2 separate regions of the Homo sapiens genome follow, and region 2 is linked to region 1. The links are chromatin contacts, found by Hi-C in ENCODE. All regions are on one chromosome and are shown on one strand. The core of a region is the stretch at or near the end of the contact, and the rest is flanking DNA. Distances in the headings are between cores, read along the strand shown. Region 1 overlaps STX1B (syntaxin 1B). Region 2 holds the start of RUSF1-DT (RUSF1 divergent transcript).

Region 1 (5,674 bases), core at 1,488-3,987:
AGGATTGCCTGACCCCAGGAGGTCGAGGCTGCAGTGAGCTATGATTGCTTCACTTCACTCCAACATGGGCCACAGAGTGAGACCATGCTGAAAAAAAAAAAAAAAGAAAGCCAGTGGGGAAGAGACCGTGACCCACAGTCAGATATGCCTCCTCTCCACAAACACCCAGCCTCAGCCAGGTGACTCACTTCCCAAATTACTCACTGTTCTTACCACATTGAGCCACTCCTCTGCTCTACAGCCTGCCATGGCTCCCCACTACCCAAGGCTCCACACCTTCCCTTCAGCAGTCAAGGCCCAGACTCCCTCTCCCCTCATCTCCTGCTCATCCTATGACCATTCTATAAGCCGAAATCATACAATGGCTGTTTGGACAGTGTTCAGTCTCCCCGTCTTTTTTTTTTTTTTTTTTTTGGTTTTTGTTCTTTGTTGAGACAAGTTCTTGCTCTGTCACCTAGGCTGGAGTGCAGTGGTGCTATCATAGCTCACTGCGGCCTTGACCTCCTGTACTCAGGCAATCCTTCCACCTTAGCCTCCCGAGTAGCTGGGACCACAGGCACACGCCACCATGCCTGGCTAATTAAAGCAGGTTTCACCATAGAACTGATTTGCCTACATTAAAAGAAATTGTTTTTTAAATCAAAAAAACATTTTTTTTGTAGAGATGGGGGTCTCACTTTGTTGCCCGGGCTGGTCTACGAACTCCTGGGCTCAAGCCCTCCATCCTCCTTGGCCTCCCAAAATGCTGGGATTACAGATGTGAGCCACCACACCGGGCTGCTCAATGCGTTTTCAACAAAGATCAGTTCTCCAAATAACAATGAGCTGAAAACTTTTAAGACAGTCATAGCGCATCCTTTAAACCTGGTCTAGAACCCTTAACCAGAGTCATTTTGCCACCAGAAACAGAAACGGAGACAGGAGTGGGCAGGCCGGGGCAAAAGTCCACTGAGAGAAACAAGAACTAGGTTCGGGGAAAGCCCATCCTTTCTTTCTTTTTTTTTTTTTTAAGAGACAGAGTGTCAGTCTGTTGCCCAGGCCGGAGTGCAGTGGCAAGATCTCGGCTCACTGCAACCTCCGCCTCCCAGGTTCAAGTGATCCTCCTGCCTCAGCCCCCTAGTAGCTGGGATTACAGGCACGTGCCACCATGCCCGGCTAATTTTTGTATTTTTAATAGAGACAGAGTTTTGCCATGTTGGCCAGGCTGGTCTCGAACTCCTGACCTCAGGTGATCTACCTGCCTTGGCCTCCCAAAGTGCTGGGATTACAGGCATGAGCCACTGGGCCCGGCCAGCCCATCCTTTCATATGTAAAAGGACAAGGGCAGCACAGGGGACAAAACCTAAGCAAAACTAAAACTTGTTTTAAAAAAAATATTCAAAATGTAGGCAAATTAGGCTGGATTCGGTGGTTCACGTCTGTAATCCCAGCACTTTGGGAGGCTGAGGCAGGCAGATTATTCGAGCCCAGAAGTTTGAGACCAGCCTGGGCAACAGAGGAAGACCCCCCATCTCTACAAAAAAAGGTTTTTTTAGGCCGAGTGGTGGGCGCCTGTAATCCCAGCTACTCGGGAGGCTGGGGCAGGAGAATCGCTTGAACACAGGAGGCGGAGGTTGCAGTGAGCTGAAATCTCGCCACTGTACTCCAGCATGGGTGACAAGAGCAAAACTCCGTCTTGAAGAAAAAAAAAAGAAAAAAAGTTTTTTTTAATTAAAAAAAATTTCTTTTAATGTAGGCAAATCAGTTCTCTGGTGAAACGACTTGCTTCAGTAGCAGAGTATGTCGTGTATCCTAGGGCTCGAGAGTTCTGACTCTGAAACTAGACAGGATTCAAGTCCTGGCCCTCTCCCTCGCTCTGAGATCTTGCCAAGTGATTTCATCTCTCTGGGCCAGTTTTCCTCATCTGTGAAATGGGGTTTCCTCGAAGGGGATGTGTGAGTATTAAATGAGTTGGTGGGTGAATGTGAAGATGGAAAGTGCTTAGAACAGTGCCTGGCACACGAACGACTCCGTCATCTGATGGGGGTGCCTTCCTGCTCCGCTCCCATGGAATTCCCCAGTTCCCGGCTCAGGCTTCCCGCTGCTCATTTTTCCAGGGTGGACTTAGGACCTTAGTTCAACCTGAACTTAGGGAGGGGAGGCAAAAATTTTCCAAAAGCAGAGCCCGCCCCACCCGCGGCTCACGTCATCTGTGAAGATGGCCAGCTTCCCGCTCTCCAGCATGTCTTCCAGTTCTTCGTTGGTGGTGGTCCTTCCAGCTGCGGGAAGAAAGGACTCCCTGCTCGGGGGCTGGGACAGCCTGGGGGCCTGAGGTGGGGTGATGGGGCGGGGACCTGGGGCCCACCCTCCCACGCCGCCTTAAGCCAGGGGCCCCCTCCAGAGAGGAAATGCCTGGAAGGGGGCTTGGGCAGCCTCAAGGAGTTCGGGGTCCTGGGGTGGGGGGCACACGCACTGATCTCCAGTTGCCGCTGGATCCGGTCCTTGCAGCGGTCCCGGTACTTGGACTGGGTCGCGTTATATTCGGTCATTACCTCCACGAACTTCCGGGACAGTGTGGAGTGCTACGGTGGGGGTGGGGGGACAGACGGATCAGGGAGGTAGTCAGGGATCAGGGAGGGAGTCAGGGAGCAGAGACCGAGGCAGGTGAGGAGGCAGTGCATGGGCGGAATAAGGAGGAAGCGCTGAATTAGTTTACGGTCCCTTCTTCAGCTCTGGCCGCGATCCCAAACCCTGACAAGTTCATGGTTCCCTACCCGCCCGGCACCCCCATCTTAGGCCAACACCAGCTAGAGACACTGCTACTGCGCTGAGATGCGGCTCGACCCCGCCCTCCCCGAGAGCCCCGCCCAGGGCCCCGCCCGCTCTAGCCTCGCCCCCAGAGCCCCGCCCCAGCCCTCCCTGACCACGCCCCCGCCGGTGCTTGGCCCTGGCCCGCCGGCCTCCAGCCTGGGCTCCTCCCGAGCTGGGTCCCGACCCGACCCCCAATGGGCTGCCGCCTCCTACCTGGGTCTTGCGGATGCGCAGGTCCGCGGAGGAACGGTTCAGCCCCTCCTCCTGTTCAATGCTTTGCTCGATCGCTGCGGGAGAGAGGGCGCAGCGATGGGCGGGAGACCCGGGGCACATGGGGCGAGGGTCCGGGGCGTACGAATGGTCAACACCCCGCGGCAGCGCCAGGCCCGGGGAGAAACGTCATCCCCAGGGCGAGTTGCGGGCAGCGGTGCCCCAGGGTGGTGTTAGGAGCCAGCAGATAAACAGACGAACAGACGTTTGAGGGGGTTCCGAAGGCAGGCAGGAAGGGATACTGAGGGTCAGAGGGTCACCAGACAGAAGGGGGCTATTTGTTCTAGTGGCAGAACTGGGTCTTGGAAAGTCCCATCAGTGGTAATTCCTGTCCAACTCCATGAGGGCGTGCCGGCCCAGCCCGCGTGAAGGGGCCATGTATGTGGGGTGCTCCCTACTTCCTACAGCCTCTGGACAGGGGGCAAGAACACAGCCTGCCTTTTTTCTGATGGAAGGCAGTCACCTCCAGGTGGATCAGGTTCTAGTGGCCCCTCTTTCCCAGGGGAATTCAAGGGCAAACACATGGATATTCCAAGGGAGAAAGCAGCCCTCTCCCTGCCCTGTAAGGTGATCCCCGATCCGGGAATTCCCACTTCTGAAGGACGTTCTGGAAAAGTGCACAGATTAACTGAGATTCCTGCTTCTGGATCAAGCACTCCTGACACTATCGTTCCGATTTTCTAAAAAAGAGATTGTGGCAAAATCTACCTCGGTGAGATCAGAAAATGCAGCAGGGATGAATCACCGGCCCTCTCAGACCTCACCAGCCTCCAGGCCATTCCTAAGAGCCTCACTCCTCCGTTCTGTTGGCAGTGGGGGAGGTACGGGGCCGGATGGCACCCCAAGGCTCCCCCGATTGAGTGACAGCTCTGGCTCAGCAACACATGGCCCAGGGATATTGGAATCGGCTGGCCCAGATTGGGGCCCGACTGTCAGCCTTGGGGCTGGGGTCAAGTCCGGAGGGAGGGGTCTCTTACAGGATCTCATTGACTTTTTACAACATTCCTGGGAGTTCAGTGATATCAGCTCATGTTTTAGACTAGAAACTCAGTTTCCAGTGGGCAAAACCACTCACTCAAGGTCACACCCAAAGCCTGAGCTCATGCCACCAGCTGGAAGAGGACTAAGAGAATCCTCTCTCCTTTCCTGGAGGTCTGAAAGGTCAGCTTCTCTAAACCACGGCCACTTTTCCAGCTTCTTTCTTGGTCTATTCCTGAACCCCTCACCCACAGAGCCCTCCCCAGGGTCTTACAGAGAGTGTTCAAGGTCAAGGCTTGATGGACCTAGAGAAACCATTGAGCCCAGGGGATTTTAAACTGCCAGCAGGAACCTTGTTTCTGAGAAGGAATTTCAGGGGCTGTTGCAGAGAATGAAGAGAGGTCAGGCAGGTAGGTGCTCCCAGCTCCAGCTCAGCTAGAACAACCTGACTTTTATGTTTTATATATTGGGATTCTTTGTATGACTTTGGAAAAAAAAGTATTTTGATGCCCTCCACCCCCCACCCCCAAAACAAGCTAATTTTGAAATTGCTTTCATTTGTCTTACTGTACTGATAAGGAAGCTGAGAGTAGGGGACTTGTCCAGGGTGAGCTGATGGTGGAGGTTAGACTCTGTCTGCCTGGATTTGCACTTAACATGCTCCCAGATTCAGACAGTTTCCATCCAGCAGACTCTCCTGAGTACAAAGGGCTTGTTTTTACAAATCCACATCTGAGGCTCACATATGGCCTCCCCTCCAGTCCAGAGGGCATGGAGTTACTACCCTTCTCTCTCTGGGCCAAGGTCAGTGTTCTCCAGGCCAGGTAGCTGATATAGCTCCTCTTCCCCAAAGCCTAGCAATGTGCCTCGGACATTGGAGGTGCTCAGCATATGTTTTCTGATACTGACTTACCAGGAGCATGCAAAACAGCATGCCAGTAACACTGCTATTTCCCTGGTATGAGCAGACAAGGAGGTTCCCAACCCACGGTGCTTTGGGGGAAGGTGGTTATTACCAGCACCCAAGTCCTTAAATTAGAGTGAATAAATGAACATTTGGCAAGTCCCTCTTGAAAGCTCGCCAGCCCCTGATGTCAGCCACACAAGTCCAATCTGTCCTGAGCCAAGGATACCGATTCAGAGGCATTTGCTGGGCCCACCCACTGGGTGCTCTGTGCCATGCCGGGGGCCTGCTCAGGAGAGATGAGGACTTAATGAAATCGAAGCCACTCGGAAGATCACCTTTTTCTGGTGAACCTTCATGCTGGTGGAACCAGCAGGGCTCAGATGCAATTTAGACAGTCTCCTTTCCCTCATTTCCTATCATATATCTTTCTCCAAAGAACTGGAGCAAGGGGGAAAGCTGGGGTTTTGTGCTTTCTGACTGTTTAATAATCTGGCTCCTGGAACTTTGTAGAAATTCCTTAGAGAAAGGCCTGTTTTGCTCAATGGATGGCAAAGTTCTTTTTTTTTTTTTTTGAGAAAGAGTCTTGCTCTGTCACCCAGGCTGGAGTGCAGTGGCGCGATCTCGGCTCACTGCAACCTCTGCCTCCCGGGTTCAAGTGATTCCCCTGCCTCAGCCTCCCAAGTGGCTGGGATTACAGGCGCCTGCCACCATGCCCGGATAATTTTTGTA
Region 2 (5,674 bases), core at 1,575-4,074, 510 kb after region 1:
GGATTACTGTGGCACTAGAGCAGCATACATTCATAACGGAACAAGAAATCAGGCAGTTTATAGAATCCAAGAGAGACTTCTAAGATAGAAACCACAGTTAATGAGGCAAATGACTCTGGAGGAAACATTTTAAAAAGCCATCCAGCAGAACACTTCCTCATCCCTAGAGGACCCGCTTCCTGTCCTTCAACTGCTTCTAATGTTTCTTCTCACCTTAAAAAAATAAAATATGGTGTCCAGTAACCTTTTCACCAAAACAGCTGAAGACTGACAGCCTGCCGTTTTTGTTGCTGCTGCTATGGTTCAGAAGCTGATACAGGTGTTCTGGTGATCTGCTGTGCTGCTTAGTTACCCTGAACACACAATTTCTCACTGTATTAGTGGTATATCATGTTTTATACTGTTAAGTACTTCTGTGTGAATAGGTATAAGAAAATGACTGCTTCTTGGTAGCATATACATTCAGAGTCAGGAACGATGGGGACGCTAACCAACCAGATTGTCCACGTGTGGCTGAGACAGTGACATCTTTGCTTTCTGATGGATCAATGAACACAAACTTTGTTTCATGCACACCATTGAAAATACTGTATAAAACTGCCTTTAAGGTATGTGTATAAAGTATATATGAAACATAAACGAATTTCATGTTTAGACTTGAGTCTGATCCCCAACAAATCTCATTATATACATGAAGATATTCCAAAATCCAAAAAAAATTCCAAAATCCAAAACACTTCTGGTTGCAAGCATTTTGGATAAGGGATATTCAATCTGTATAGGCAACATGTTGGTGACATCACATGAAAACAAAAACTACTGACCCAAGCTCCAAATGCATTCCAAAAATACGGCCAACAAGCCGGGCGCAGTGGCTCACGCCTATAATCCCAGCACTTTGGGAAGCTGAGGCGAATGGATCACCCGAAGTCAGGAGTTCGAGACCAGCCTGGCCAACATGGTGAAACTCTGTCTCTACTAAAAATACAAAAAATTAGCGGGGCAGGGTGGCACATGCCTGTAATCCCAGCTACTTGGGAAGCTGAGGCAGGAGAATCGCTTGAACCCGGGAGGAGGAGGCTGCAGTGAGCTGAGATTGTGCCACTGCACTCCTGCATCCCAGCCTGGGTGACAGTGAGACTACGAGTCTGGAAAAAAAAAAATAGAGATGGGGGTCTCCCTATGTTGCCCAGGATGCCTCAGCCTCCCAAAGTACGAGGATTAAAGGCGTGAGCCACCGTGCCCGGCCCAGTTTTCTCAGTCTTAATGGTAAAGGTGTAAACAGGAAGCTCCTGTTTTCTCAAAAAAATCCAGAGAGGCTCACAAGGGATGTGGCCAGACTGATGCTACGAATGGAAAGCGCTTTTCCTTAGATCTATTAGGTTGGCTCAAATGTAATTGCGGGTTTTCCATTACCTTTAATGGCAATAACGACAAAGAAACCCCGCAATTACTTTTGCACCAGCCTAATAAATATCCCCTGCGAGCAGTAGTGAAAGACAAAGGACAGTGGCAAAAGCCATGGGGCCTCCTCGTGTAGAACATGTAACAATTTCCCTTTTCTGTTCTATTTCCCTCTCTGGGTGGCATGGTACCAAACTGTATTTTTTTTCCTTAAACAATTTTTTAAAAGCTGTACATATTCAGCAGATAGTCACTCTATTATTTACAGCATCATCTGGTATCCCAGAGCATACACAATACCTTCCATTCTTTCCAGGCTCTCCTCTCTCCTTCTCAGGACCAACTATATCTTTTTTTTCTGGAGCTCACCAATTTCCCCTATCCTGGGCAGCTGGCAGTTTTATTCCATCAATTGCATTCTTATGCAATCTTCCACAAAGAGAATAGGGATAAAGGGGAGGGGACGGGATTTGGGATCCAGATGATTGAGACTCAGAAGTCTGTGTGGGGAATGGAGTGCGGCTGCTAGGCTGGTGAGTGGGATGAGGGTCTTCCAGATGTGGGAAGTAAGACTGGGTTACAAAGCACCACTCTAATCACTGGGGAGACCTGCCTGAATTCTACCTAATGGGGCACGAGTCCATACATATATACACATAAGAGCCCAGCGAAAGCAGGGCTGAAAGCAGCAATACGTGAGGCTCCAGGGGTGCAGCTCACCTTTCACGAGCCAGGTGGCCGTGGCAGCTGAAACAGTGGCTTTTGCGTTCCCCACCCCTATGCCCAGCAAGACTGCCTGGGTGGCTAGGGAGCCGGAGAGGCTGGAAGCAAACGCCTGGAGAAGAAAACAAGTAGGGTGAGAAGCGGGCGTAGGAGCGTGGCGGTCTAAGTGCCTTCATCTGTTCTTGTTCTTGGTGTATGAGGCATGTCAGACCCCCCGCCCCCCGGGCTCCGAGTCTCAGTCACCCGTCCATTATTGGGGAGGGAGGAGTGGCCTGCACTGTCCTCTGCCCCAGACGACCGAGCTGACCTGCACGGAATCCCACAGCTGGTAGGGCAAGTAGTCCGGGCTGACGCTATCAGGGAAGCCCTGAGGCAGGAACACGGCCTGGAGCCCGGAGAGGGGCGGTGAGGGGGCCCCGGAAGCCCCCACTTCGCCCGCATCTCGTCCTTCAGGTTTGACCGTGAAGGCCCTGGAGAGCCCCCACCAGCGCCAGCCCCCGACCTCCCACTGCAGGCTCCCGTCCGCGGCGGCGCGGCAGCCCCGTGCCTCCCCGGAGCCGAACTGCTCGGAACACAGCGGGGTCTCCAAACCCGCGTCGTCAGCCATGCCGAGCTTTTGGATCCCAGCCCCGCCCCTGCCGCACGGTGGACGTGGCAGGCGGCACTTCCGGCTGGGCTACCGCGGCTGCAGAGGGACATCTTTCAAGAACAGGCGCCGGCCTCGGCGTCCGCCGCGCAGTTAGGAAACTGACTGTCGCTCTCTCCGGCCTCGGCGCTGCTTCGGACGCCCCGGCACCGGCCCCCGTTGCTTTGTAGCATTCTGCAGCTGGGCTGCAGGCGCCGTGGGCCTCCGCCAGTTGTGTTCGAGACGCGGTTCGGCCACAGAAGTTTTAGCTTGTGACTTTTGGCAAGTCAGTGGCCCTCTCTGGGCCTCAGGTGCCTTTTTTGCTGTGAGACCAGCGACTGTATTTTTAACCCTGATTTTATCCCTAGATCTACCCAACACATAGTAGGTGCTCAAAAGATATTTATGAGTGAATGAATGCATCATGAGAAGAAATTGGACCAGATGAGGCCCTGTGAAGCTGCTTGGGTCTTTTTTTGTTCTTTTTTTTTTCTCTCTTCTGAGTGTCCCTGGCCTGGACTAGAAATTCTCCATCCTTCGGCCTTCTGCGAGACTGCAGGAACATTACTTTTGAAGGATGCTAAGGAATCCGAGGGATGAAAAAAATCAAGAGATTGCAATGATGTCACAAAACAAGGAAACAAGGCAGGAAGTTCTTGTGTGTTTTTTTGCGGGAGAGAGTCCATGAAATTGGGGGGAGTCCAAAGAGGGAGTGTTTCTGTCCTTGGAACTCACCTTTTCTTCTTTCCATTTCTCCTCTTCTCCTTCCCATCTAGTGCAGCATCTTCACTCCGAAGCAGAAATTTGCCAAAAAAGCATCCTCTTTTTATCAGAAAATAAAATATCCTGGTTTCTTAGCCTGGCATTCTTGGATCCCCACAGTTTGATCCCAACCGACAACTCCTTATTTGAAACTTCAGATTCTCCCAAACCGTCACCTTCCTCGTGGACTTAATCCTGGAAGGCCCTTCTACCCCACTTCGCCTTATCTCACACAAACACAGTCTCTCTCTGACTGAGATAAACTTGAACACTTCTTTTCTTTTCTTTTTTTTTTTCTTTAAATTTCGGGTTTCAAAATACAAATGGCCTAATCACAACATTTCTGTAATGTTGTCTAAATTCAGGTACTGGTTTGAATAGAGGACAAAAATAAAACAAGGTTTGAAGACTAAGTACTTTAAAAACATATTTATTTAAATAGAGGCAGGGCCTCCCTATGTTGCCCAGGCTGCTCTCAAACTCCTGGCCTCAAAAGTGATCCTTGGGCTGGGCGTGGTGGCTCACGCCTGTAATTCCAGCACTTTGGGAAGTCGAGCCAGGTGGATCACTTGAGGTCAGGAGTTTAAGACCAGCCTGGCCAACATGTTGAAACCCCATCTCTACTAAAAATACAAAAATTAGCTGGGCGTGGGGGTGGTGTGGCCATAATCCCAGCTATCCGGGAGGCGGAGGCAAGAAAATCGCTTGAACCGTGCAGTTGTCATTAACTCCGTGTTTGTTATCTCTTTTTTACCAATGGTTTGCCAGTTTCTTCTACAAATACCTGTTGCTACCTATGTGCTCATTGGGATAGTGAGCAAAAACAAACAAGGGTCTTGGTCTTTTGGAACTTATATTAGGGAAGGATATTGATCAAATCATACAAATAAATGCAAAGTTGGAACTATTTCAATTGCTGTAGAGGGGTACATGTTATTTAATATGAGGACTTTTAGAAGGAGAATTGAGCTAATCAGTGGAATCAAGGGAAACTTTTTTTTTTGAGATGGAGTCTCCCTCTGTCACCCAGGCTGGAGTGCAGTGGCACAGTCTTGGCTTACTGCAACCTCCACCTCCTGGGTTCAAGTGATTCACCTGCCTCACCCTCCGGAGTAGCTGGGGTTACAAGCATTCACCACCACACCCAGCTAATTTTTGTATTTTTAGTAGAGACGGGGTTTTGCCATGTTGGCCAGGCTGGTCTTGAACTCCTGGCCTCAACTCATCTGCTTGCCTCGCCTCCCAAAGTGCTGGGATTACAGGCATGAGCCACTGTGCCCGGCCAAGGGAAATTTTTTAACAAAAATTTAAGTTGGGGTCTCTCTGTGTTGCCCAGGCCTCCCGCCTCGGTCTTCCAAAATGCTAGGATTATAGGCATGAGCCGTTGAGGCCAGCTGGGAAACTTTTTTTTTGAGGAAGTGTGTATTTAGCTGAGATCTAGAGTAAGAGTTAACTTGATTATGATGGGAAAATAATTTTCTGGAAAGAAGGAGCAGCATGTCCTGAGTGGGGAGGGAGCATGGTACCTAACATCCAACAAAGGCCGGTGCAGCAGAAGTCTAGAGCACGAGGGGCATGGGGAAAGGGCTGCTAGGGAGTTAGGGGCCAAACTGCAGGACATTGTAGGCCAAGCTCTTCTTCATCCTTAGGGTTAAGATTTATTTTTTATTCTATCAGTCAATCAATCAATCGATCGATGAGACAGGGTCTTGCTCTGTCACCCAGGCTGGAGTGCAGTGGTGCAATCATAGCTCACTGCAGCCTCAAACTCCTGGGCTCAAGTGATCCTCTTGCCTCAGCCTCCCAAGTAGCTGGGACTACAGGCATGCACCACCATGCCTGGCCAACTTTTAAAATTTTCTGTAGAGATGGGATCTCACTATGTTGCCCAGGCTGGTCTCCAACTCCTGGCCTCAAGTGATCCTCCCACCTCGGCCTCCCAAAGCTCTTGAGATTAAAGAATATATTGGTATATGTTGGAGTGGCACTTTAGAGAAGTAGTTGAATAAATTTAATTTTTTTTAAAAGACAGGTTCTCTGTCACCCAGAGAGTGCAGTGGTGTGATCACACTACAGTCTCACTACAGCCTCAACTTCCAGGGTTCAAGTGATCTGCCTCAGCCTCCCGAGTAGCTGAGACCACAGGCGTGTGCCACCATG

Evidence for each region. A loop is a pair of places that touch in the nucleus more often than their neighbours do. Pooled maps may share reads with other maps.
Region 2: a loop to region 1 is called in a map of chondrocyte, with 4 times the contacts of the local background. The contact joins the promoter of RUSF1-DT here to the enhancer-like site in region 1. A Hi-C loop is called at or near these places in 1 of 168 maps with a recorded cell type or tissue (chondrocyte) and 12 of 50 pooled maps.

The regions. Positions count from the first base shown.
Region 1 is chr16:30,994,499-31,000,172 of GRCh38, forward strand. STX1B (syntaxin 1B) reads right to left here. Exons shown (of 10, transcript NM_052874.5): 5 at 3,004-3,077; 6 at 2,453-2,561; 7 at 2,185-2,258. Among named protein-coding and RNA genes, the nearest start is that of HSD3B7, 12 kb to the left of the region's middle. RefSeq lists enhancers at 877-936, 947-1,036 and a silencer at 2,877-2,946. Within about 2 kb of position 2,738, at least 24 of the 41 ENCODE cell types and tissues checked have a DNase peak (open chromatin) inside an H3K27ac peak, as active enhancers do.
Region 2 is chr16:31,505,640-31,511,313 of GRCh38, forward strand. It overlaps RUSF1-DT (RUSF1 divergent transcript), which reads left to right and starts at 2,825. Exons shown (of 2, transcript NR_186401.1): 1 at 2,825-3,397; 2 at 3,534-3,927. It overlaps RUSF1 (RUS family member 1), which reads right to left and starts at 2,752. Exons shown (of 13, transcript NM_022744.4): 1 at 2,435-2,752; 2 at 2,125-2,239. The coding sequence starts at 2,734. RefSeq lists enhancers at 1,738-2,453, 2,454-3,168, 2,733-3,302 and silencers at 2,463-2,522, 2,583-2,632.